3 separate regions of the Mus musculus genome follow, and all the other regions are linked to region 2. Evidence: chromatin loops called from intact Hi-C (ENCODE). Cell type or tissue: heart. All regions are shown on one strand. Region 1 holds the start of Ifngr1 (interferon gamma receptor 1). Region 2 overlaps Gm33104 (predicted gene, 33104). Region 3 has its middle 28 kb from the start of Ifngr1.

Evidence for each region. Peaks named below come from ENCODE experiments on the same cell type or tissue, not always from the same donor. Only the 100,000 strongest peaks of a DNase experiment are listed, where the experiment ranks them.
Region 1: it touches region 2 in a loop (2.1-fold over the local background); 8 of 42 quality-filtered maps call a loop at or near these places.
Region 3: a loop joins it to region 2, with 2.6 times the contacts of the local background. A loop is called at or near these places in 3 of 42 quality-filtered maps.

What each region holds. Positions count from the first base shown.
Region 1 is chr10:19,590,326-19,598,325 of GRCm38, reverse strand. Ifngr1 (interferon gamma receptor 1) reads right to left here and starts at 6,377. Exons shown (of 7, transcript NM_010511.3): 1 at 6,129-6,377; 2 at 796-910. The coding sequence starts at 6,240. In heart, no CTCF peak of the experiment used is centred here; DNase peaks (open chromatin) are centred at 3,665, 3,875 and 6,455; H3K4me3 peaks cover 2,028 bases; H3K27ac peaks cover 1,628 bases.
Region 2 is chr10:19,487,920-19,495,919 of GRCm38, reverse strand. It overlaps Gm33104 (predicted gene, 33104), which reads right to left. Exons shown (of 4, transcript NR_152784.1): 2 at 4,903-4,965. Among named protein-coding and RNA genes, the nearest start is that of Gm33104, 5.2 kb to the right of the region's middle. In heart, a CTCF peak has its summit at 4,249 (motif pointing left); DNase peaks (open chromatin) are centred at 1,299 and 4,219; H3K4me3 peaks cover 383 bases.
Region 3 is chr10:19,559,496-19,567,495 of GRCm38, reverse strand. No RefSeq gene overlaps it. Among named protein-coding and RNA genes, the nearest start is that of Ifngr1, 28 kb to the left of the region's middle. In heart, no CTCF peak of the experiment used is centred here; a DNase peak (open chromatin) is centred at 3,815.

The DNA.
Region 1 (8,000 bases), 100 kb before region 2:
ATATTTTCCACCAGTAAGGATTTAATGATAGGGCACTTTCTCAGAACATTTCTCTGCGGTATGCTTCTCCTCGTCTCATTGGTTGGTTTATTCAACAGTGGCGGGGTGACTTGCCTAACATTCGTGTCTCAACCAGGATGTCAGTTATTCATTTACAGATCTCTCCCTGCCGAGCAGGCGTCAGTTACCCAGGGAGGTCTCAGACACTTAAACTTTATTTGACCCCTATTCAAAATGGAAGCTTTATTCAAAAATGGCTTCAGGTTGGTTCCTTCTTACACAAGACACTGCTAAACTACTGTCAAGTGGTGTCTGCCCTCACTGCCATCACCCGATATACCTATTCCTTGGTAATAAATCTTAGTTCCTTGGGCTGGTGAGATGGCTCAGTGGGTAAGAGCACCCGACTGCTCTTCCAAAGGTCTGGAGTTCAAATCCCAGCAACCACATGATGGCTCACAACCATCTGTAACAAGATCTGACGCCCTCTTCTGGAGTGTCTGAAGACAGCTACAGTGTACTTACATATAATAAAAAAAAAATCTTAGTTCCTTAATAAATCCTAGTTTACTAAGAGACTAGAGAGAAACCTTGGAAGTTAGTCGTGTTTCTCCACTTCACTATTAAACAAACAAACTCCACTTCACTATTAACAGCATCCTTAGCATCTTTGTGACATCTACAGACAGCTGACAAGTTCAGCGAGTGGGAGGAGCGGTCACAGAAGGAAGGATGACGGAATGTGCAAGGATTCAGATGAAAACAGAAGAGAAATAATAAATGAATGATACTTACGAATACACCTTTACCTGTACAGTAAAAATAGGAGTCTGTGACATGTTCTGGTATTCCCAGCATACGACAGGGTTCAAGTTATAAGACTTAATTAGAACATTCGTCGGTACAGGCACTGTAAGAGATTCAGAAACAAAATGGACCACAGTAAGAAACCAACATCAATAACAGAAAACCTGATCAGATGACGTTAGAAAGACAGACATGCGCATAAAAGAGGAAGTCAGTTGCAGCAGGTGATGAATTATTTCAATCAAAGCAAACGTATAGGATGTGTTTTTATGGAAAATGGACAGGAGAGTTCTGATTCTCTTTGGATTATGCAAATGTAGTCATGATATGAGCTGTTAGTTAATCTCTACTGTCCTCTAATATATTTAGAGTCACCCAGGAAAGGCACCTCTGCATGTGTCTGCGAGGGCGCTTTCTGGGACAGTTTATCTGAGGAGGGAAGACCCACCCTGGATGTAGGAGGTGTCACTCCAAGTCAGCAGTTCTCTACCCCTGGGTCGTGACGCCTGTGGTAACCCTCAGTCTCCAAAAATAGTTACACTGTGACTTATAACACTAGCAAAATTACAGTTATGAAGTAGCAAAGAAAACACTCTTATGGCTAGGATCACCACAACATGAGGAACTGTACTACAGGGTTGTAGTGTTAGGAAGATTGAGAGCCACTGCCTTAAGGGGTCCCAGAGTGAACTAAATGAGAAAGGGGAAGAAGGAAGACTGAGCATTCTCCCTGTCTCATGGATCTGACTGTGAGCTCACTGTGGCAACCCGACTCCCACTCTCTGCTGCCATACCCTCTTTACTGTGATAGATTGCACCCCTGAGATTGTGAGACAAAACACGTCTTCCTTGCTTCAGTATTCCTGCTGAGGAGAGCTATCAGAGAGTGGAAACAGCCCAAGAAAGAGAGGTGTGTTACAGCCAACAAAGCTGAGAGGAATTGGAGATGTGAAGAGCACTTTGACGTCAGACATGGAGATGCTGGGTGTGGAGTTCAGCCTGCTGGTTTTCAGTCTCGCTTTGGCCCAGTATTTCCCGCTATGCTCTCTTTTCTCCCATTCGGAATGGGATGCCTCTCCTGTGCCACTGTATGTTGGAGGTATGTGATCTGCTTTTTCAGTCTTATTCACAGGGGATCACAGTTAAGAGACTGCCGACAATATCAGAAGTCTTTGAGCTTTTACACAGGGTTGAGACTGTTACAGACTAGTGGGGACCTCTCAAGTTGGATTGAATGCATTTCTGCATTATGGGGCTCAGGAAGTGAAATGTGGTGGTCAGAATAGGAATGGTCTCCATAGAGGCTTGGGTTTGCATGCTTGCCCCATAAGGAATGACACTATTAGGAGGAGTGGTCTTGTTAGAATAGGTGTGACCTTGATGGAGGAAGTGTGTCACTGTGGGGACAGGTTCTGAGGTTTCAGATACTCAAGCTAGGCCTAATGTGGCATTCACTTCTGCTACCTGTGGATCAAGATGTAGAACTCTCAGCTTCTTCTCCAGCACCATGTCTGCCTGCACATTGTTATGTTTCCCACCATGAAGATAATAGGCTAAACCTCTGACCCTGTAAGCCAGCCCCAGTTTAAGACAAGACAAAACAAGAAAAAAAACCATGTGACTTGTAGAAAAATGAGTGTTTGCTCTTGAATGAATTTTACATTTCTTATATTGATCTAGATAATTTTTCAAAAAGCCAATGCACATCTTCATACATAACTAAAATATTCTAATATTTAAAACTATTTGTTGAAGTAATGATGTGCGTTAAGTGACAGTAATTCATACATAGCAAGCTCCACAGAGCACATCTCAGATGACACCCACATTGAGCACATCCTGGGAATGACATATAGTTACGGGACATATTTTATCAAGGAGAAAACAAAGCTTTAGGGAAGGGAGGTAAAGATGACAGTGTGCAACGTTTTGTTCATTTTAATTAAACAGCATCGCAACTGTTTAATAAAATGAGGGATGTAAGCTCAACATATAAAGTACAAGTGGAAATAACTGTTTTCTGATAATTTCACAAACATCTATCTCATGCAATAATGCTAGATTTTAAGGCTCCATCACAACTGTATACAGTACAAAAACAGAATAATAAATTACAGTAAGAAACATCTGTAACTTGGACAGGAAAAAATGGATACTGTGCATTTTGATTATGAATCCCTGGGACAGCTAAAGTAAAATTCCCCTTTCACAAGAAAATTGCACACAGACTAACTCCTTGCTCTCAAGCAGTTACTTTGTTCTGACCAAAATCTCATTCTCATTATTCGAACAATTATGACAAAGCCATTTATTGCTCATCTAGTTTGTAAAAATTTACACTGTTGCCGTGTGTTGCTAAGTTTTGGATATCAGTTTTTAAAAACTTTTATGTGCTTTCAATCTCTAAGAGGTTTTGTTGATGTTGTTTGTTTTAGAATCAAAATGTCATCTTTCAAAATCTGTAGAGACTGTGAATCAGAAGTTTACACTTTAATCTTCACTTTAAGCAAAAGGAATTGGTGTTCTGGCCTGGGGCTATAATAATCCCAGCACTCAGGGAGCTGCACCAGGGAGCTCAGCTTGAAGCAAGTTTGGGCTACATATGAGATTCCACTTCAAGACAGAATACACAAACAAATAAAAACAGCAGAGGGAACACGACAAAAATCTAAGGAAATGCATTATAAAGTGCTGGGGTACAACACAGAAGGGCATAGGTGTTACCATAGCGGGTGCAAACTATGAGGTCACACAGAGGAGGATCTAAAGTAGAGGGAAGTACCTGGCACTAGGTTTAAGGCTCTGCCCTGGGCCAGGCAGCTGTGTTCCTCTCTCCACCCACACCCAGTCAGAGTCCAACTGACCCCACCTCCTCAATATTCCTGCAAGCTTTCCCCTCTCCTCCATTACACAGCCACTCCTCATGGCATCTCCTGACACTTGAGCTCCCTAATGGACTCTCTCCCTTAAACTACTCAATATGATGATGCCTGGCACTTCTAACTAGCATTCTCTAACCTTGCACACCACTCAGCGACACCAACCATGCTGGGCACATTAGATTCCTGGCTTGGGCCCTGAACTTTGTTCAGGAACAGTGTGCTTCTCCTTCTGAGAATTCCTCCACACCACACCTTTCAACAATGTCCTTCCCACTTGGTTGGCACCCAACCAAGCTAGGGAAATGAGCCTTCCTCTGGGGTTTTTGTTGTGACAGAAGAAGTTGCAAGATTTTAAAACCCAAAGGCTACCAGCACACACCATTCCTGCCAAATAGGGAATCTGTCAATAACCAGGACAACTAGAAATAAAAAATGGTACATGGTAGCTGCTGCCTCCTCTTCCTCCTCCTCTTCCTTCTCTCCTCCTCTTCCTCTTCCTCCTTCCTCCTCCTTTCTTCTTCAGTTTTGTTTGTTTGTTTGAGATGGGGTTTCCCTGTGAAGCCCTGGCTGTCCTGGGACTCACTCTGTAGGCCAGGCTGGCCTCGAACTCAGAGATCCACCACCCCTGCCTCCTAAGTGCTGGTATTAAAGGTGTGCACAACCACTGCTCATCAGTGGTAGCTTTCTTGTGTTCCAACTTCCCGAAGCCAAGCTGGTATCTCATTCTCTGAACCAATAACCTTCTGTTTTGGGTTAAGCCAATTAAAGCCCCATTTCCATTCCTTGATATTAATACACAACAAGAATTCCAGTGGTTTCCTATTTCTCTCCTGCCACACAGTCTGTTAAAACTCTCCCACTAGTTGAACATACCACTTCATATCCCTGCAAGCACATTCTCTCTAAGCCTCTGGTTCTAAGCTACATCTCTCTGAAAAAGTCTTCCCAGAGTCCCCTGAATGAGGTTAGGTACCCAGTCTTGATTTCCAGCAGCCTGAAAGTAAATTCAATCTCTGATCACAGTGTACTTCAATGGACAACAGGGACAGGCGACTCCCCCTGGTAATTGCTGGCAGTGGGATGGTTAAGAATTTGTACTCTACCACCTAGTAAGTGGCTCCTACCACTTGGGCAGCCCCGTGTGCCTCACCATGGATGCAGATACCGGTGGCACTTTTAGTAGAGGTGACTGTAGAAATAGATCTGTTATGTGAAAATAGACAGTGCCCAGCATTCAGTAAGTCATAACTATAATTCATCTACCTAGCCCTTGGTACCATGTCTATCCTAAGGGATGTCTAAGGATTTGTTTGCTTAATTTTTTTCCATACATGCATCCTATATTTAATTTAAAATTTTAAATTATGAAAGCACAAGATTTTAATAAGACATTTTCATACATATTGCATACATACCATTATTGCTTCTGATTCATTCCTTAGTTGCTCCTGGCTCTCTGTTTCTGGTCACCTGCCTCCCCCAAGAGTCCTCTCTTCTACATTAATGTCCCATGAGTTTTATTACCCTGCTTTTGCTTGTTTTAAACTCTTCTTCCTCAAGATCTCTTCCTCCCCTCTCATGATTTCCTACACACACTTCTCTGGGGTTGATTTATCATAAGAAAACATGGTAATTGTCTTTTTTAATCTGGCTGTGTAACACAACTAACACTTTTTCTGATTCCACTGTTCTGCAATTATGATTTCATTTTTCTCTATAGCTCAGTGGAACTTCAGTTTGAACATGCACCTCATTTCCTTCATCTGACATCTAGGTGGTTACATCCTAGCTACTGTGAAAATCAGGTCAAGGCAGGATTGGAATCTGCACGCCTAACTGAAGCTCCTGGAAACCATAGGAGGGGTTCAGAGCTGGAACTCGCCTGAGAGTTAAAGAGGTCTCCCCATGCCTTCCAGCAGCTGGAGATTGGGAACTTCTCAGATACTTACGATTAGGGACTGGAAGGGCATGAAAAGTTTTATTGCTGTCTCTAGAGCTCTAATCATAAAGAGGAACTATTCCCAGCATATATGTCCTGGGAATATATAATCATTTGAAATCAAAGGCTCTGAGGATTTAAGCTACGAGAAGAACCCTTGCATCTCAACACTTAAACGCCAGACTAACAAACAAATCAGAATCTCTTAGTATCCGTTGGCACCCCTTTTCCTTCAGAGGATTCCGACTACAGATTGAAAATAAAGTCTGTAAGTCATACACACAATGCCAAACGCTGCCGTGGAAACTAACTGTAAAACAGACCACAGATTTGTGTTGTGTCGGCAAAGAAGAGGCGAAAGCGGCGTGTAAACCGCGGAGCCCCCGGGGCCCCTTGGGGCTGCCTTGCCCAGGGCGGCGCAGCAGGAACGCAGGGACTTCCCAGCCCGGCGCCTCCGGCCTGGCCTCCCGCCCCAGCCCGCAGCGGCTCGGAGAGATTACCCGAGGGAGGCTCAGGATCCTCAGTGCTCGTCAAAGCTCCACTCCCGACCTTCGCAGACAGCATCAGGACCACCAGCAGAATCATCCTGCCAGCTGCCGCCTGCGGGCCCATTCCTGCGCGAGGGACACCTCTGACAGGGGACCCGCGCTGCCCGTGGCCTGGCCTTGGCGTCACGTCCGCCGCAGACTAGTCGCCAAGTCCGCAAGCGGCCTGCCGGGGAGCTGGGTGGGGCCAAAACCAAAGCTTGAGAGACCAGCCTGGGACTGAGGGGCGTGGCTTAAGTGGGAGGCGGAGCCTCACGGGGCAAAGGGTTAAAAGGCAGCTCTTCAGGGGCGGACTCAGGGCGGGGGTCTAGCCAGAGAGGCGGGACCAATACGCAATCTCTTAGAGTTGATTGGAGGTTGGGAGTAGAGGTGGGATGTGAGGCGGGGTCTATACAAGGAGGCGTGTCTTGGCGGGTCTAAAGTGGACTAGGACATGGTTATAGGCGAGGTCTGGACTGGGGAGCCAGGCAGTGCGCTGCGTGGGCGGAGAAGTTTCACTAAGTTGGAGAAGGGGTGGACTAGCCTGAGGTTTGAAACTGTGGGCTCTTCTCTGTATTCAGGACCTGGACTGTGGATACGTTTGAAACTCTGACCGGAACCTTACCTTCTTCAGCCTGACACTACCTTCCTCAGTTCCTCATTCTGGTTATGTAGTAACCTGGGGTTGGAGATTTTTGCCTCAGTCCACAACCAGACACCATGCTTATCTCATCCCTCAGCATGAGGCGTGTTGGAGCCTGAGGTGTTAGAGAAGTTACAAAAATCCTTCTCCAGTTCCCACCAGTTTTGTCCGCGGAACTTAAACTTCTGGTTTTCAAGACAGTTTGTTCAGACTCCCACAACGCAAATCCAATGTGCTTGGCTAGCACTTTATTCTTAGCAAAAACAAACTACCACCACAAAAAGCACATGCCCATTTTAATGATGAAATGTCAAAGGGCGGATCACTAAGTAGTCTTTCATCAAGAGATCGTCCCTCTTGCCTCTCTGACCGCACCGGTTAGTTTAAATCTCTCTCATTCCCCTAAATTCACTTTAGTGACCTTGCACTTACTATAGACAACACTCTTGTGCTGCCTCACTCGCCTCAGCTCTCTTTTATCACCATGTCTGCAAGGAATTTGAATGCAACCCACTCTCCCCTTCTCTTTACTCCACTTTATTTTTAATAACACATTTGCACCCCCTCCTACAATATGCATATTGATTTGATTTTCTCTGCTTCCTAGAATGCAAGCTCTATACCGTAGAGAGAGATACTGGCATGACATTCTCTGAGTCTTCCAAGCAAAATGTTATGAAGACATTCTGCAGACTTGGAGTTACCAGCTAAGGCTTGTTATTTGTCTTGATTAATTAACGAATTAATTATGCTAATAGCCCAGCATTTCTCAGACTTTGACGTCAGGATAAATCTTGGTGACCTTGTGCAGGTTCAGATTCAGTACATATGATTCAGGTTAGACTTCAGTTTTCTGCATTTCTGAAAAAGGTACACAGCAAATGTCTCACCCTTGGTGCTACAGATGTGAGTACTTGGAATAAGAGTTTGGGTGTGCATCTGATATGCACCTCAAGAAAGGCATTTCTGGTCATTGTATGGCACAAGGATAAATTACTGTACTTTGCTGTTTAGGAATATAGAGTAGGAGAGACCGCACCATGCGGCTTGCAGATTTTGTTGTAGTTGAGACTCCATGTGCCCCAGGCTGGCTTACCAGGAAGCAGATTATGAAGTGATGGAAACAGTCCTTGAGAAGTGCTGCTGGGATAAACCTCTGGGATAAACCTCTGGGATAAAAGAGAGGTAGCTAGATCTGATTGTGA
Region 2 (8,000 bases):
ACCCTGTCTCAAAAAGTAAAATAGAAAACAGCAGAGGAAGACACCATAATACTCACCTCTGGCTGCCACATACATTCAGGTGCATACACAACACAGGTACATGCATGCAGGTTCATACATGGATACAGGTGCATGCATGCAGGGGCATACACCACACACCATACATGCACAAAGACGAATGTCTACCCACATATACTTCATAGACACATACAACATTGACCTGTGGAAAGAGATCACACATCGCCAACTTTTCTATAGATCCTATATGCCCTTCTATAACTTATGTGGTCAGCTTACCTTGTAATGTTCTGTGGTACTAACTGAGTCGGTCTTACTGTGGGGGGATGTTGAAAGCCACCCACTATTATTGCCTGTCTTCATAGATAGATGATGAAGCAAAGTCCCAGAGAAGCAAAATCAAGTTCAAGTCATTAAAGAAACTTTTCAAGCAGGGCGGTGGTGGCACACGCCTTTAATCCCAGCACTTGGGAGGTAGAAGCAGACAGATTTCTGAGTTTGAGGCCAGCCTGGTCTACAGAGTGAGTTCCAGGACAGCCAGGGTTATACAGAGAAATCCTGTCTTGAAAAAACGGAAGAAAGGAAAGAGAGAGGGGGGAAGAAAAGAAAGAAAGAGAGAGAGAGGAAGAAAGAAAGAAAGAAAGAAAGAAAGAGAAAGAAAGAGAGAGAGAAAGAAAGAAGGAAACCTTTCAAAATAAACTAATTATCAAAGTCATAAAGGGACAGGAGAAACAGGCAAAGGTCTCAGTCAGGAACTCTCTCTCTCCATAATTAATTTTGAAAATTCCATGTCTAATCTGGAACTAAATGTATCCTGTGGAAGAAAGTCCCCTGACTAGCATGGATAATGCTCCTTAATTCCCAGCAACCTTTCCCATCAGAAGTGGCATTCTTGAGTGCAGTAACCTCTTTTCATGCAGATTAGGCTTATTTCTACATGCTAGGTGGGTGCTTAACAGAGAGACGGAAGCTCCTTCAGTAATCACACACACTCAGCATTTGTTGAAGCATTTGTGCTCTCCTCTCCTGCACCGAGTTCTTCCTGTCCCTCTGAATGCCCTACGAGTTTAGTTTTGAAACCATCCCTATCTCCCGGTCCCACTGTCTGACCTTGAATTCTGGGCGTTTTTGTTCACTTGTCCATATCTTCACCTTTCTCTTTAGTCACTAACGTGTCTGTTTTCAGTTTCTCCGAAACTCCCAGATCTCTAAGTTTAAGGTCAGGCTCTAAACCACACCACTATCACCATGCTCTGAGTGAGCGCAGAGCAGATTCCTGGCATTAAGTAAGTCTAAGTCTCAGCTGTTTAAACAAACACATCCTGTTGCTTGCTGTGAAGGAAACCACCTTTCACTGACCCTTCAGCGAGGCTGGTTAACTTTAGAAATTTGGAGACTGTGAATCCAGCAGTGTGTTGCAGGTTCAGACCCTAATTAAACTTTATCTTGAGTCATCTTCAGACCTCCCGCTGATGTGGGGTTTTTTTGTTTTTTTGTTTGTTTGTCTTTTTTTGTTTTGTTTTTTTCTGTTCCTGTCTGTTTGTTTTGTTTTTTGTTTTTTGTTTTGTCTTCTTTTTGTTTTGTTTTTTCTGTTCCTGTCCTTGTGACTTCAAGGTAGAACCTTGAATGAATGAACTTACAGACTATTGGCTTCTACCAACCCAAAAGCTAGTAGCATCACTGGATAGCATCTAAGGTATTCCAAAAAGTCCACCTCTTTGTTGTAACCTGCTTATCAAATGTTTGCACTAATACATTTAAAAAGTACCTTAATTTGGGGTTCCCTATTTCTGGAAAAGCACGAAATTGCTACCTCGTTGGAACGTGGTATTTGGAGAAAGTAAAATCTGTGTTCCTGAGCCATAGTCACTCATAACTGGCTCTAGAATAAACTATCTCTTATCTTGTTGAGGCGAGCTGTTTCTCTCATTGACAATAATAGGGGTCTATGCAGGAGCAAGAGTGAGTCATGGTGGGAGGTTGACCTCTGGCACCCACACATGTGCACCTGCTGGTCTGAGCCAGATGAACATTAACCAGCAAGCAGTTGTCATCTCTGTAATGGTCTTGATGAATGCTAGTTTTCTTTAGTGTCATCTTGCTCTCCTCACTTGCCTTTGCTAACTTTTCAAAACATGTTGTTCCTAATACACACTCCAAAATGTAGGCTTGCTTTCCCTCCCCGCTAGCATCTGTGAACTTAAAGGTGGTCATGTTTCTAATCTTTCATGCTACTATTTAAAAACATGTCCAAGGCTAATCTCACTTGCTAGAGGTGTACTTTGGCTCAGCATTCAAATAGGATCCATCCTTTCTCCATTTCTAAAACACAAAAATCAAGTCTCCCTTACTAAATTTTTTATTTCAGTCCCAGATGCCTTAGGTGTTATACCTATCTTAGATATTATACATATATTATCTATGTTAGATATATATTATACATATATTAGATATATCTGTCTTAGATGTTATACTGCCTTAGATAGATATACTATCCTCAAACATGGTCTCCCTCCATGTGGAGCTTGGAGATCTGAGATGTGCAAGCTTGTGGTATCTGAGAAAACCGCAGAAGCACGGTGACCCCTCTCATGTTTGATACCCATCTCTCCTTATGGTGATTTACACGAAAATGGCTCTCGCGGGCTTCCAAATTTCAATTCTTAGTCACCAGGTTATGAAACCGAGAAGGCTTAGGGGGATTAGGAGGTGTTGTCTTACTGAGAGTGGACTTTGAGACTGCAAAAGCCTACACTGGGCCCTGTGTCTCTCCCTCTGTCTTCTTGATGCCCGTGGAACAGGATGTAAAGCTGCCTGCTTGCCTGCCTGCTGCCATGCTCCCTGCCATGGTGACAAAAGACCAATCCTCTGAAGCTGTAAGCCAGCACCCAGTGAAATGTCTTCTTTTCTAAGAGAAAACATTTGGTCATGATCCCTTTTCAACAATACAAAGGTAACTAAGACATCCCTGAAGCAGGTCAGACCCAAATGTTGGCTGGTTTTATGTCAACTTGACCCAAGCTAGAGGAATCAGAGAGGAGGGAGCCTCACTTGAGACAATGACTCTTAAGATCCAGCTGTAAGGCATTTTCTCAATTAGTGACCAATGGAGCCGGGCCCAGCCACTGTAGGTGGCACCATCCCTGGCCTCCTACAAGAAAGCAGGCTGAGCAAGCCATGAGGAGCAAGCCAGTAAGCCGCACCCCTCCATGCTCTGTATCAGCTCCTGCCCTGAATGAACTCCTGCCCTGTTTGAGTTCCTGTCCTCACTGCTTTTGAGGATGAACTGTTCTGTGAAACTTGGGGCTAGAAAAGCCATTGAGTCACTTCTGTAAGAGCTTGCTGCAAACAGTAAAAAAAAAAAAAAAACCTGGAGGCCTAGCTTGTGCAGTGTCAGCGGGAAGAAAAGACTCTACAGGACATTTTGTGTGAAGGATCTGTAGTTTTGGTTAGCTGGGGATGAAGAACCATCTGTGATGAACAAGATACCAGAACTACTAAAGTAAAATCCTTGCTGGATACTCAATGCTGGTTGGCCAGAGCTGAGAATTTAGCCACGATTACGAAGAAAGCAGCATTGTTGGGGTAAAACTTTCGGGGGAAGTGTTTTCAAGAGATTCAGCACACAGAAGCTGTGTTCCAGACAAGGCCATAAGTTGGACCTTGCGCTGGTAGCTGAACTTGATAGTGCGCCAACAAGGAAACACTGCCTTGAGAGCCTCAGTCTGTTGGCTCAGTCTCAGATCTGATCTCTGGGCCAGAGCTTTTGGTCCGAATCTCAGCTCTGGTACTTGGTATTTGGTATTTGTATGGCATGAGCACGTGATAAACTTCTGTGTCCCGGTTTCCTCATTTGTAAATTTCAATTAAAAATCATAGACAATGCATCATATAAATGCACACGTGATTTTAATGTACTAGCAACAGTGTTTACACTGCAAAGGTTGTCATGGCAGCTGCTTGATCCATGTACATCGCTCAGAACGATGTAGGGTACATGCTGAGCTGCATAAAGTATTATTTTTGCTTTTGAATTTCGTCCGTTTCACATTGGGGGTGGGGACACATGTTTTTGTACTTAGGGGTTTTAACTTGGAAATCAGAAAACGGTTCTGGTTCTAAATAGCTGGAGCTAACCAACAACCTTGCGGGGGGGGGGGGGGGCGCCTCACCCCATCACAACCGCTTGAGGATGCTGCCCCCTGGTGGTCCTTCTCCGGGGCTTCTACCACTCTGTTTCAGTCATGCCAGAATTTTGTTTGTCTTCTCCTTCCTTTAATCTAAAGGTCAACCTATCAGCAGCTGCAGCATTCCCTCACAAGCGTTTCTCAAAACACAGTTTGTAAGTCGCAGATGTACATATGCATTTCCACCGTTTGGGTGGCAGCTAAACGTTATACTTTTGGTAGGAATGTTTAGAAATGGTGAGAAAATTATGTGTCCACTCAGAGCACCTATTATGTAATCTTTTTAATTGATACACTTGAAAATGAGGTAAGTACCTGAGGATTCAAGCAGAGTCCTCTTTAGTACTGATATAAGCATTCATATTTAAAAAAATCATTCTTATGGACTCTAGGATAAATGTCCTATTGCATACCAAAATATAGAGTTTAAAAATATTAACGTCATTACTTTGACAAAATTTCTCAGGATCAAAGAGATAAAAGTTACAATGTTTGCACTTATGCTGCACATGTGTACTCTGTTTGGTCCTGTTTTCACCTGGTCATCTGCAGTGCCCACCCCAGCAACCTCTATCTTATTTCTTCAGGAATTTTCCACAATAACAAACAAACAAACATAAAACAAACAAACAAAAACCATTTGTTTTCAAGAGGAACTATGCAAAACTCTTCCTTTTCGGTTCTTTTGCAAACTTACATGACCCTGGAAGGTAGCTCAAGGGCGGATCACCTCGTCTGGATCACCTCTGTTACACAATTCCTAGCACCAAAAAAGGCAACATCAGAAGATCGGTGAATACTTTTTTTTTTCCTTTTAACACATTTGCTATCGTTTCTGATGGAGAATAAAGAATGAGTCTGAAGTTGTTAGGCGCTCGCTCAGCCGGCTGGAAGCCCGACATTCTCTCTATGCTTCTGCTGCCCGGCATTGTGGACAGAACATTACTCAAACCACAGGCTCCAGACTCCCAGGTAACTGAAGCCAGCAGGAAGCTCTGTTTGATATCAAGTGTGTGCTTTATCGACCTTTTTGTTGTGATGGGAAGAAGGGAACCAGCTTTGCTTTTATCTTGCCCTGTCGTAACATTGCCCAGTAGGTGGAGGCTTTTTTGGTGCACTGTGGCCAAACTCTTTGATAGATGCTGAATTTGTGATCATAAATTTTCTATAATAATAATAATGATAATAATAATAATAATAAATCAATGTTCTTTCCATCACCGTTACTAACATAAAATCTTACACAGCCACGTGTTTTATTAAAGCGGATCTAAAATTCTGCATTCAGGAACCACCACATAGAAAATACAACTTAATTTTCTTTCCTAAGAGACAGAAGCCTGTCCGTCCAGGGACAAAGGCTTACATCTAACAAAGCAATTTTGAACTTTGGAGTCAACCATATAGACTTTGAGCTAAACACAGTCTCGGTGTCTTATTATATTAGAAATACTCCTGCAGAATAAGAAAATAAAGTGTCTTTGTTTCCTCTACAAGTACTTAGTTTTCAATGAGCAAGTTAGAGTTTTTATATTTCATTTAATGAATATGCCCCCCCAATTGTTTTGCTTTTACACATGTGATGAAGCTATATTAAATCTACCCTTTTTTTTTGTAGGATGCCCTTGTGGGTTTAGACCTGAACACAATACAGTCACTGAGCAGAGACCAGGCTTAGTGCAATCACAAGCTCACCCCAGTGTTCCTGTACCATACTCTGTGGCTCCTCGTCTACTTTGGATAGTACTTGTTCCAACTCCTTAAGAGTTCTAGTAATTTACAGAAAGAATTCTCTTCATTAAAAGATGAAATGTGCTCTGTATTTTAGCCCAATATTTAACATTTAGTAGTAGTTTTGTGATTTAAGAGTCATAGATACTTTGGATGTTAATTATTTCTTTTATACCAATCTTTAGAGACATGTGCATTTAAATATCTGATTTCCCATTCTAGAAATATCGCAATCATCTCATAATTATGAATTAATGTTCTAAGCACATTTCTGTCTGTCACTATTGCCAGAATGTTTCAAGCATGTTACTGGGAAATAACCATGCAAGGAAAGAAGACTGGCTTCCTCAGTGGAGTTCTGCTTTAAAGCGCAGCTGACACTTGGGCCTGGAAATTTCTTTGTTGTAGGCAGCTGCTCTGTGTGTACATTCTATGTGCATTCTAGGATGCTTACAGAACCCTTGGCCATGTCACACCAGATGCCAGTGACATGCTACTCCTCACTGTCTGCAGACACTGCCACATGCTCTCTGAGGCAACAACTGTCAACTTCCTAACACAACAGGTTTGTTTGTTTGTTTGGTTGGTTGGTTGGTTGGTTGGTTGGTTTCACCGTAGCCTAGAACTGGCCTAGAACTCTTGTCAATCCTCTTGCCTCAGCTTCCTGAGTGTAGCCTCTATGACCAGCATCCAAGATCAGATTAATATTTCCAGCCAGCAGTCTGCTTTTCTTCCTGTGTTGACAGGCAGAATTCTGACCCCTTTGTTTGTTTCCCATCCCAATTGCAGGATAGTCACAAGCTCTGTGTCGCCATGACTTTTCATTTCTTTTTCACCCACATGTGGTTACTCCCATCATATTATTCCCTATAAATACCCACGTTTGTGATTAACCTTTTACCACAGTGGCCAGCTAGGGATAAGCAGTGGCTAAGTGAGGTGATATAGAGAGCTTGGGGTGGAGAAACCTATGAATGGCAGACCAATGTCTGAATTCTGATGACTTCACCTGAGTGTAAGACAGTTCACCCTTGAAAGGATGGTGGCACCGGATCCACAGATATTATATATAAGGACACAAAAGTATGTTTTCCTTATTGTAAGCGTCATGGCCAGAACTCCTACTCAGAACATAGGTGGACAAGAGAAAAGCATAGAAAGTTTACTTAGCCAACGTTTTGCATGACCCAAAGTGATGGCTTTCAGAAATGACAATTAAAAAACCCAGGGAACATTGTCCATTTTTCCTAGGTAGGGCTGATGAGGACCAGGCACTCATGAGGACCAGGCACTCACATGACAATGTAACTAGACACAACAGTGTGGTCTGGAGCTAGAGTGTGATCTGAGATGGAAAGCCAGCAACTCCTGTGGCTCAGATTCTCTTTGACTTTTCTGTGGCATTTCTTCTAGACACAGGACAGGGCTCCTCAGGAAAGAGGGACCGTAAGGACAAAGCAGAGAGGAGTGATCTCCCTGGGGAAGAAGAATTCTGCTTTCCGTGGCTTGCTTTACAGGAGGACAAATTACAGGAGCGAGATCGAGAGACCTGGCTTCTGATGCTTTCCGATGCCCTTTTGTTCAAAGTGCTTGCAGCAGCAAGTTCTACATTAACTTGAGACTAACTTGTAGACTCACACACAGAACTGGATCAAAGGAAAGCTGTTTGTAGATTGCATTCTTCATAACAGGTGTGCTGTTCTCTGTGCAGACTTCCTAAGAGTCTAGGTCCCCATTTCCATATAAGCTAACTGTAATTCTTGAAAAACAATCCTTTTCAAGAGTCTAGAGGTGTTAAGAAGAGAAAGGTATTCAATATGCTTTAAAGGTACCAAATACACTTCTCAAAGCTTCAACCAATACAGAAGATCAAGTGATATTTATCCATGTTCTCTCAGGAAGATAAAGGTGTGTACCATCTCCAACTTCTGCTCTTATCAAAGGCAAACCTAGCAAAGTGTTAACCATGGCCACAATGGCACAAATAACCCCATGATTTTGGAGTTGTCTCAGCAGTCCAGTTCCTTCTTGTGTTCTTGGTAAGGATCACACTAATTCTGTTGG
Region 3 (8,000 bases), 72 kb before region 2:
CGAAATCTCTTCTGGAGTGTCTGAAGACAGCTACAGTGTACTTACATATAATAAATAAATCTTTTTTAAAAAGTGAATTTAGTGTTTATTTCATATGAAAATTCTCTAAGACAAAGGGGAAAAGAGGAATGGTCTCTACATCTTCTCTACATCTTCAGCACTTATACATCTTTCAGAATGCATGATCACATGGTAGAAAGTTCATCACAAGTTTACACATAAATTCAAATCTTAAATAGAATTAGTAGTTTACAACAGAGAATGTTTACCTGCATATCCATTAGGAGCATTTATGTATGTGCTTAAATGTTTATCACCTGTCACAGCTCCACAGGCTCATGGAGAATTGAAAACCATAGCTAAGTTATTAGTGAGGTTTTGTATAGATAAACCCTGTCAATATTTTATCTTCTGTCCTGGCACCTATAATAAGTCGTTAGTCCCCTTTTCATGATCTTTGGACAATGGTTTACAACCTGTTGGAATGTGCTCTGAGTGGTAGATGCCTTCTTGCTACCTCAGAAGCAATTAACTCATGACACTAAAGACTGGCAAAGTTCTCATTGCAGTTCTGACTATCAGAAAGGATTTAATAGCAGTGTTATTAAAAGAGCTTAATAATTACTATAGATTTAGGAATTCTTATCCGATCATCAGTAAGGATTAAGAAATCATCTTATGTATATAGCATCACAAGACAGTACATCTTTTAGTCCAAGGTGGACCATCTCAGGAAGATCAGTCACCTGCTAGTTATTAGCTTGTTGGCTCTTGAAAAGCCAGGTAAATAACTCCAAAAATGTTTGCAGTAACAGTTTACACTCCCAACGGTGACATGTGAAGTACTTTGAGTACTCTTACTTGCACTAGGGATTCCTATATCCCAACAAAGCTTGGTGTTGACCGTGACCACTCACATTTCAAATGAGTTTGAATATCTTCATACCTACTTGCTTTTTGTACTCTTGTTTCCTGGTTATATTGTATAGTCATTAGACATGGTTTATATATCGACATTCGTTATTACTGCTTTTTCTCAAAAAGATGGGGTCTGTCTGTGTTTCCACCCAGAGATTAAAAGGGAGGCCTTGCACAAATAAGTAACCTTTGGGGAATGAAGGTGGCTTGATTTAATAGTGACAGACTTGTTGTTGACTTTGCAAGGCTGATAATGACAAGGTATTGGGGGCCTCTTTAGCTTCAGAGACTCCATCTTCTATTTAGTCTCCATTTTGTACTACTCTAAATTCTAAGAAACAACTGAATTCCCAGAAAAGGCTTCTGACTCCATGTACCCCATATGAACTTAGACCACAGCATCCTACCCTATGCTTTGTTGGTTAGCACCCAGTTGGAACTGAAATCCTGTAGCTGCTCTGATTGGCTGGCCTCAATCTAGGCCAAGTTATTAAGATAGCCATCTGAGGTAGTTGATGGGTAGTAACCCACTTAAGATGCCAGGTGTTAAAAATGTTTGGAAACATACAACATGCATACACCTAATTGGTTGCCTCTACTCCACTTAACTTGTGTGGTTTTTTTTTTCTTTTTTAAAGATTGCTTGTCCTCCCCTCACCCCCATGCTGACACAGTTTGAATACTGAAACCAGCTGTCTCCCTGATCAATTTCTGAATAAAGATACTTGTGCTGACTTGAACTTGGTTTTCATAGTGGATTATTCCCCTAATTCCCAGACCCTAAAAGAGTAAGTCTAAAATCAGGCATTTAGAAACCTCAACTGTCCCAGCATTTCATGGAATTTGATTGATATTTTTCATTTTCTTTAAACATTTTGTGTTTGATGAAAGGTTTCCTCTACAAGGATAGCCCTCCCTGGTCTTAGGAGACTCCAATGCTACTTTTGTTTGTTGATAATGTAGAATGCTGAGCTGCTAGCATCTTTGTTTTCAAGCATTTTTTCCTCTCATTAAGTCAGTTGTTCTTGGTTGCAGTTATTATTATTTTTTTTTAAAGTGCACTACTAACTGATGTGTCCTCCATTCATTGTGCTCTGGGACTGAACAGGTCTGAGTTCTCACTTTAACCATGTAGCAGAAGTTTGGCACAAAACACACCAGCAATTTAGAAGAAATTCTCCTTAATATTTAAATTCTTGCTGTTTGAACTCACTAGTGTTCACTTAGCCAGCTCTATATTAAGAGATTTGAATATGCATTTGAGAAGCTCGTTTTAACTTCTAGCTTACATTATTTTGATATGTAAAAGTATGCTTTTCCTATGTCTCCTATGCTTACTCCATACTCCAGATTATAAAAATTAAATCCAAAAGTACAATATTTTATACATTTCAAGTCAAGTGCTTAATAAGCAAATTCTGAAGCTTATATATAGGATGAGCTATAGTCTAGTTCCAGAATTTATCTATTTAAGAATCTTAAAATTTGTCAAACCAGAATTCACAATTAGAATTTTCTTTCTTCTTCCTTTCCTCTCTTTATTTCCCTCTTTCCTTCCCTTTCTTCTTTTACTTTGCTCTTCCCTATCTTTCTTCTTATTAATGATTTTATAATTTTTATTTATAGTTATAGATACTACGAACAAGTCAGTAAATAAAGCATTGCCCTCATAGGACTTCATTTCTAAAATCAGATTCATGAGAATATTGATAAGCAGCCAAATGCACGTCTCCTGTGTGTTGTGACTTTGGCAGTTGATTTAGTCATGGAGTCACCGTGACTATCATTGCAGTGTCCTTTCCATCCTGCTGGAGAGCTCCCTCATTTTCCTTTGTAGTCCTAGACTCCACCCTCCACCAGCCCCTGGCAAGCTCTTGTGTGTGTGTTCTGTCTATGTATGTCAATCTTTTCCTAAGTGCTAGGCAAAGGGAACCATTGGACTTTGTGGCCTTTTATACCCAGCTGCTTTTACTCAGAATGTTGTTTTAAGATTCTACATGTTGCCTATATGCTTGGGCTCAGTTCTTCTTTTTATTTAAGAGGAGAATTCTAGTTACCTCTTCACCATTTCATGGTTGTTTGGATTGCTCCCAGTTTCGGAGATTATGAACAATGCTATTGCTATTATAGACATTTATTTGTAGTTGATTTGTGTATCGGGTTGGGTGGGGAAGTATGTTTGAATCCTGTTGTAGTAAACACTTAAGAGTTAGATCACTGGGTTCTGTGTGAAATGGTTGTTTATAAAAGAAACTGCTCCACAGCTTCCCAAGCCTTCAAGAGCAAATGAGAGTTCCAGTAGCTGGGTGCCCTTGCTAGTATCTGGTAATGTCAGATTTAAAAACTCACTTAACTCTAACCATTTGAGTAACTTATATTTTCTTAGAAAACATCAGTTCTTCTATCTACTTAGTCAGCCCTATTGTGTTTCACTATCTTGAATTTCCTTTTCAATTAACAGAGATTGAGCCCAAATGAGAATGGGGGGTGGGGGGGGGACTCCTGACTCACTCTCTCCTGTGGTTGTACCAGAGGACTCTTCTCTGTGGAATTAAAGAGAATAGTTAGTCCTGGGAAAGAAACAGGGACATGTAGCATGTCAGAAGGACATGGGTGTGCAAGGTAGATCTATTAGTGGCATTTCTTGTGGCTATGAGAGTGTACCTGACAGAAACTTGATGGAAGAATGATCTAATTTGCCTCATGGGTGAGGAAATACAATCCACACCTGCAGGGAATTCATGAAAGAGTGAGCAGCCTGCAGCTGTCTCTGTGGGGGCAGAAGGCACTGACTATATTGCTGCTGCAGTCAGGAAGCAGAGAGATGGCCCTGTCCTGTGACCCAGTCTGCTGGCTGCAGTCTGGGTCCAAAATGTTCTACAACCTCTGCAAATGGCTTTACCAGCTGGAGACCAATTGTTCAAACACATCATCTTGTGTTGGGGACTTTTCCTTTCACAAAAATTAACAGTGAGGAAATGGCTAAGAGAAAATTCTCAGCATGCTGGGAGGAAAGCCAGAGAATCTGGGACCTCTTAAAAAAAATCTTTGTTCCAGAATGACTAATCAGGATGGGTTGTTGGTAGGAACAAACAAGGGAATCTTCGAGCTTACTCAATAACCCAGCCCTAGGGAAACAGAGGCCTGAACTTGGTTATAGTGTTAGTAAGAATGGAGATGGTAAAAAAATTTAAAAGATGAAAGGTTATTTATGTTAATATTTGAATATCAATGAGAAAGTTTACAAAGTCTTGACACAGTTAAATTTCATATTTTGATGAGAAGGACCCCAATATCGCAGTGAAGGATTTTTATTTTATTTATTTATTTATTTATTTATTTATTTATTTATTTATTTATAATGATTTATTTCATTACTTTACTCATATGAACATTTTGTTGGCACATATGTCTGTGTACTGTATGCATGCAGTGCCTGTGGAGGTCAGAAGAAGGCAATGGACTCCCTTGCAAAGGGAGTTGGAGGTGGCTCTGAGGAACCATCTAGGTTCTGGGACTTGAACCCTGGTCATCCTGGTCGTAACCACGGAGCCACATCTCCAGTGCCACAGAAAGGCGTTTTGAAAAATCCCCATCTTACTAAAGTCAGTGGCCAGGCAATTTTCCAGCTGTATTTGACTCCTCCTTGGAAGTGTTGGCATTTGACACACATGGTCACTTGGCACAAACAGAACACCTCTTTTCTTAACCCCAGGCTACCACTTGTAATTTTCTTTCTGCTTCTTACCACTTCCTTTGGTTTCCCTTCTGCTTCCCTTGCATGTCCTCATCTCTAACTGTATTTCTCTAGCCTGAACCCATCCTCAGACTGGCATATCCACTTACTCAACGTTAACGGCTCCACAGACTCTTGGTCTCTGGGTCCCACGCTCACATTTTCTGTGGTTCCACTATTCCAAGTGCTAAGGTCCCAAACCAAAAATAAAGCCTTCCTAGACTTTCCTCTATATCTTACATGTTAGTTCCCATCTGTCACCTGTGTTGTAGTGCCAGGAAGTATAGTGACTACCCCCCAAAACCAGACAGGTGCCAATCTAATGCAACCCACAAGAGGGTCTTTATGCTATTTGAGCTAGCTCAGGTCTCTCCAACCCACCACTGTCACACAGGACGGTTTTGGTGTAGAGGAGCCCCCAAATATCTATTGGGGAAAGGCTTTATAGTAACCAGCAAGCAGGGATGGATATGCGTGCTTCTAATTGGGAAGTTAACATAATTGACTTTAACATAATTGGCTGGTGCTGGGAGTCATATCAAAGCTTAATTTCTGCTCCCCTCTGCATTGGTGGTTGTTAGGCAGGGGGTGAGCTTGTAACTTGGGGGTGCAGGTTTGTTGGGGGAATAACATGGAGATACTGGTCTTGTTGGAGATTCGTCTAGAGACGGGAGCTAGGCTCCAGTTTTGTTGGGGGGACAACTTGGAAACTAATGTTAGGTACGAGTCTTAGTTTACCTGAGTTCAAACGTAGGTCAGGTTCTCTAAAGTAGAGTCTGGACTTAGAAGATGTGGCCTCTCAGTGTCTGTGCATTTGGCTCAGTTCGGACATACTTTTGGCATGCTCTCCTGCTGTCTTATTTGCTTAAGTTGCATGGCTTTCTTTGGGTTTCTTAAATATGCCAAGCACATACTAACCTCACGTTTTGCTTTCTCTACTCTGTTCACTCTTCCTTACAGATCAGCACCATCCATTTCCGTGTTAGCTTCAGGTCTGTGCTGAAATATTCACGGCTGGCACAGGGACTCTGGGAAGGAGCTGAGATATGTCAATGCGGTTCAGTCCCAATGCCAGTTTGGATTTTAGGGATCTAATAAAGGTATTTATGTTCACAATTTCTAAGATAATAGACTTTAGATTCTTCCCCAAACTTGTATAGCTCTTGGTTAGGAGTTGAATATGTGGCATTCAAAACAGAAAACACTCTTACATGGTAAGGGCATGCACAGGAATAGGGTGAGATATATCAGAACTTACCAGTTTGTAATTCTTACAGAAAAAGAGGTGACCTGATTCTAAGACACTCACTGAAGGAATGCTTCTAAGCACAACAATTAATTGAGGGAATCGAGAAGGAGAAGAACAAAAGCCTAGGCCTTTACCACATAGAAATGTTCATGTTTATGGGGATAAAGAAATAAATAATGTAAAATAAAATAAAATAAAATAAAATAAAATAAAATAAAATAAAATAGCATCAATTCTGGTCAGAGGGATGCAGTATTGAATCTTGCCTTGCTAACATATTTCCTATGCATCTGATTCTCTAGGATTTACTTACCTCTCCAGTAAATGGGGAGAACAATGACAACTTTTTTGTGGGATTTTTGTGACCAATAGACAATACCCCAGATAAAGCAACAGGGCTTATTGAGCACAGTGTTAAGTGGGTGCTATTTAGAACTTTTCAGATTTATTTATTTTTGATCTGTGTATTTGTTCTGCTTTTACGTGTGTATGTGTACCACATGGACGCCTGATGTCTGAGGAGCCAGAAGAGGGCAGCAGATCTCTTGGAGCTGGAGGTTGGAAGTCACCACATGGGTGCTGGGAAATGAACCTGGGTCCTCTGCAAGATCAGCAATTGCTCTTAACTGCTGAGCCATCTCATTGGCCCAAATTTTTGTTCAAAGTTTTTATAGCTAAGGGATATTACTTACCAGAAGATAGATACTTAAAGACGACATAAAACAAACAAACAAACAAACAAACAAACACAAATATGTTCTTTTAGGTAGAACGAGTATAAGACACAGGGGTGTGTGTTAGAGAAGAGCAAACAAACAAGGCCCTCTAACTAAACAGGATTGATGCAGATATGAACTCACAGAGACTGGGGTAGCATGCACAGGGCCTGTGTGGGTTTGCACCAGTTGGGGTCCTCATCCCTAACCCAGAAGCTATCTCCAATTGATAACCATCTGCAAATGAAAGTTTAGTTCTCTCCAAAGGAATATCCCTGGGGAAACCATTCACTCTTAAAGGTAGGCCGCACTCCCAGCAGCAGATGTCAACAGAAAACCAACTAAATGACGTGTTTGGAGGTTTCTTGTCTCACAGTGTCATGTCAGGGATTTTCCTTTTTTAAAATTATATTGTTTTTTGGCTTTATTTTATTGATATTTTTTTTCTTTTCCCTTTTCATTCTACAGACACTTTGAATACATATTATGGCTTCCAGTTTGGTGTTTTTGTGGATTTCTGACTCTGTTTCTTGTGTTTTCTCTTTGGGTTCTTTTCCTCTGTTTGTTTGTCTTGTCCTATGCTGATGTGCTAGTTTTTGTCTTATTATATTATATTTTATCTTGTTGATATTCATTAGAAGACTGTAGATTTCTAATGAGAGACAGAGAGGGATGGATCTGGATGGGAGGTGAGGTGAGATGAGGAGGAAGTGGGGATGCAGAGGGAGGAGAATCATAATCAAGATATACGATGTGAGAAAACTGTTTTCAATAGAAGGGAAGACATTTAATGTCCTCTTTATTCATGGCCCCGAGTTTGTATACAATATCCCCAATCACTCGTGGGCTTATTGGGAGGATACAGCTGTTTACGCTATAATTGCCTGTGGTTTCGCTGAGGGGAAGTTACACAACGCAGTTGTTTTATGCTGATCTTTTAAGAAATTTCTCTGTTGTTACAAAGCTACTAAAATTTATGAATGACCTAAGATATCACTTAAAAACTGGATTTTCCTGGTGATTGAGGTAACACGAGTTTCTGAAGTATTTTCTGTCCTTTGTATATATGAAGGAATGGAAGTACTTTGGATTGGCAGCTGTCCAGACTTTAGGACCAGACTGAGAAGGCAGTGTCTTTTCCTCTTGACTTTAATCCAAAAAGTGGCCATGCCTTTGTATAAAACAGGAAGATGACTATTCTCTATTATTTGGTATGGGGATATATTTAGGGAGGAATCTATTTTAAAATATTCATATTTATTAAGAGATAAAGGCTGCAAATGTCCTATCCCAACTCCCTCAGCTTTATCGTGACAGAAGACATGAGGTTTAGATTTTGAGTTGGTCCCATATAATTTGTATGTCTCCACCAAGAAGTCCT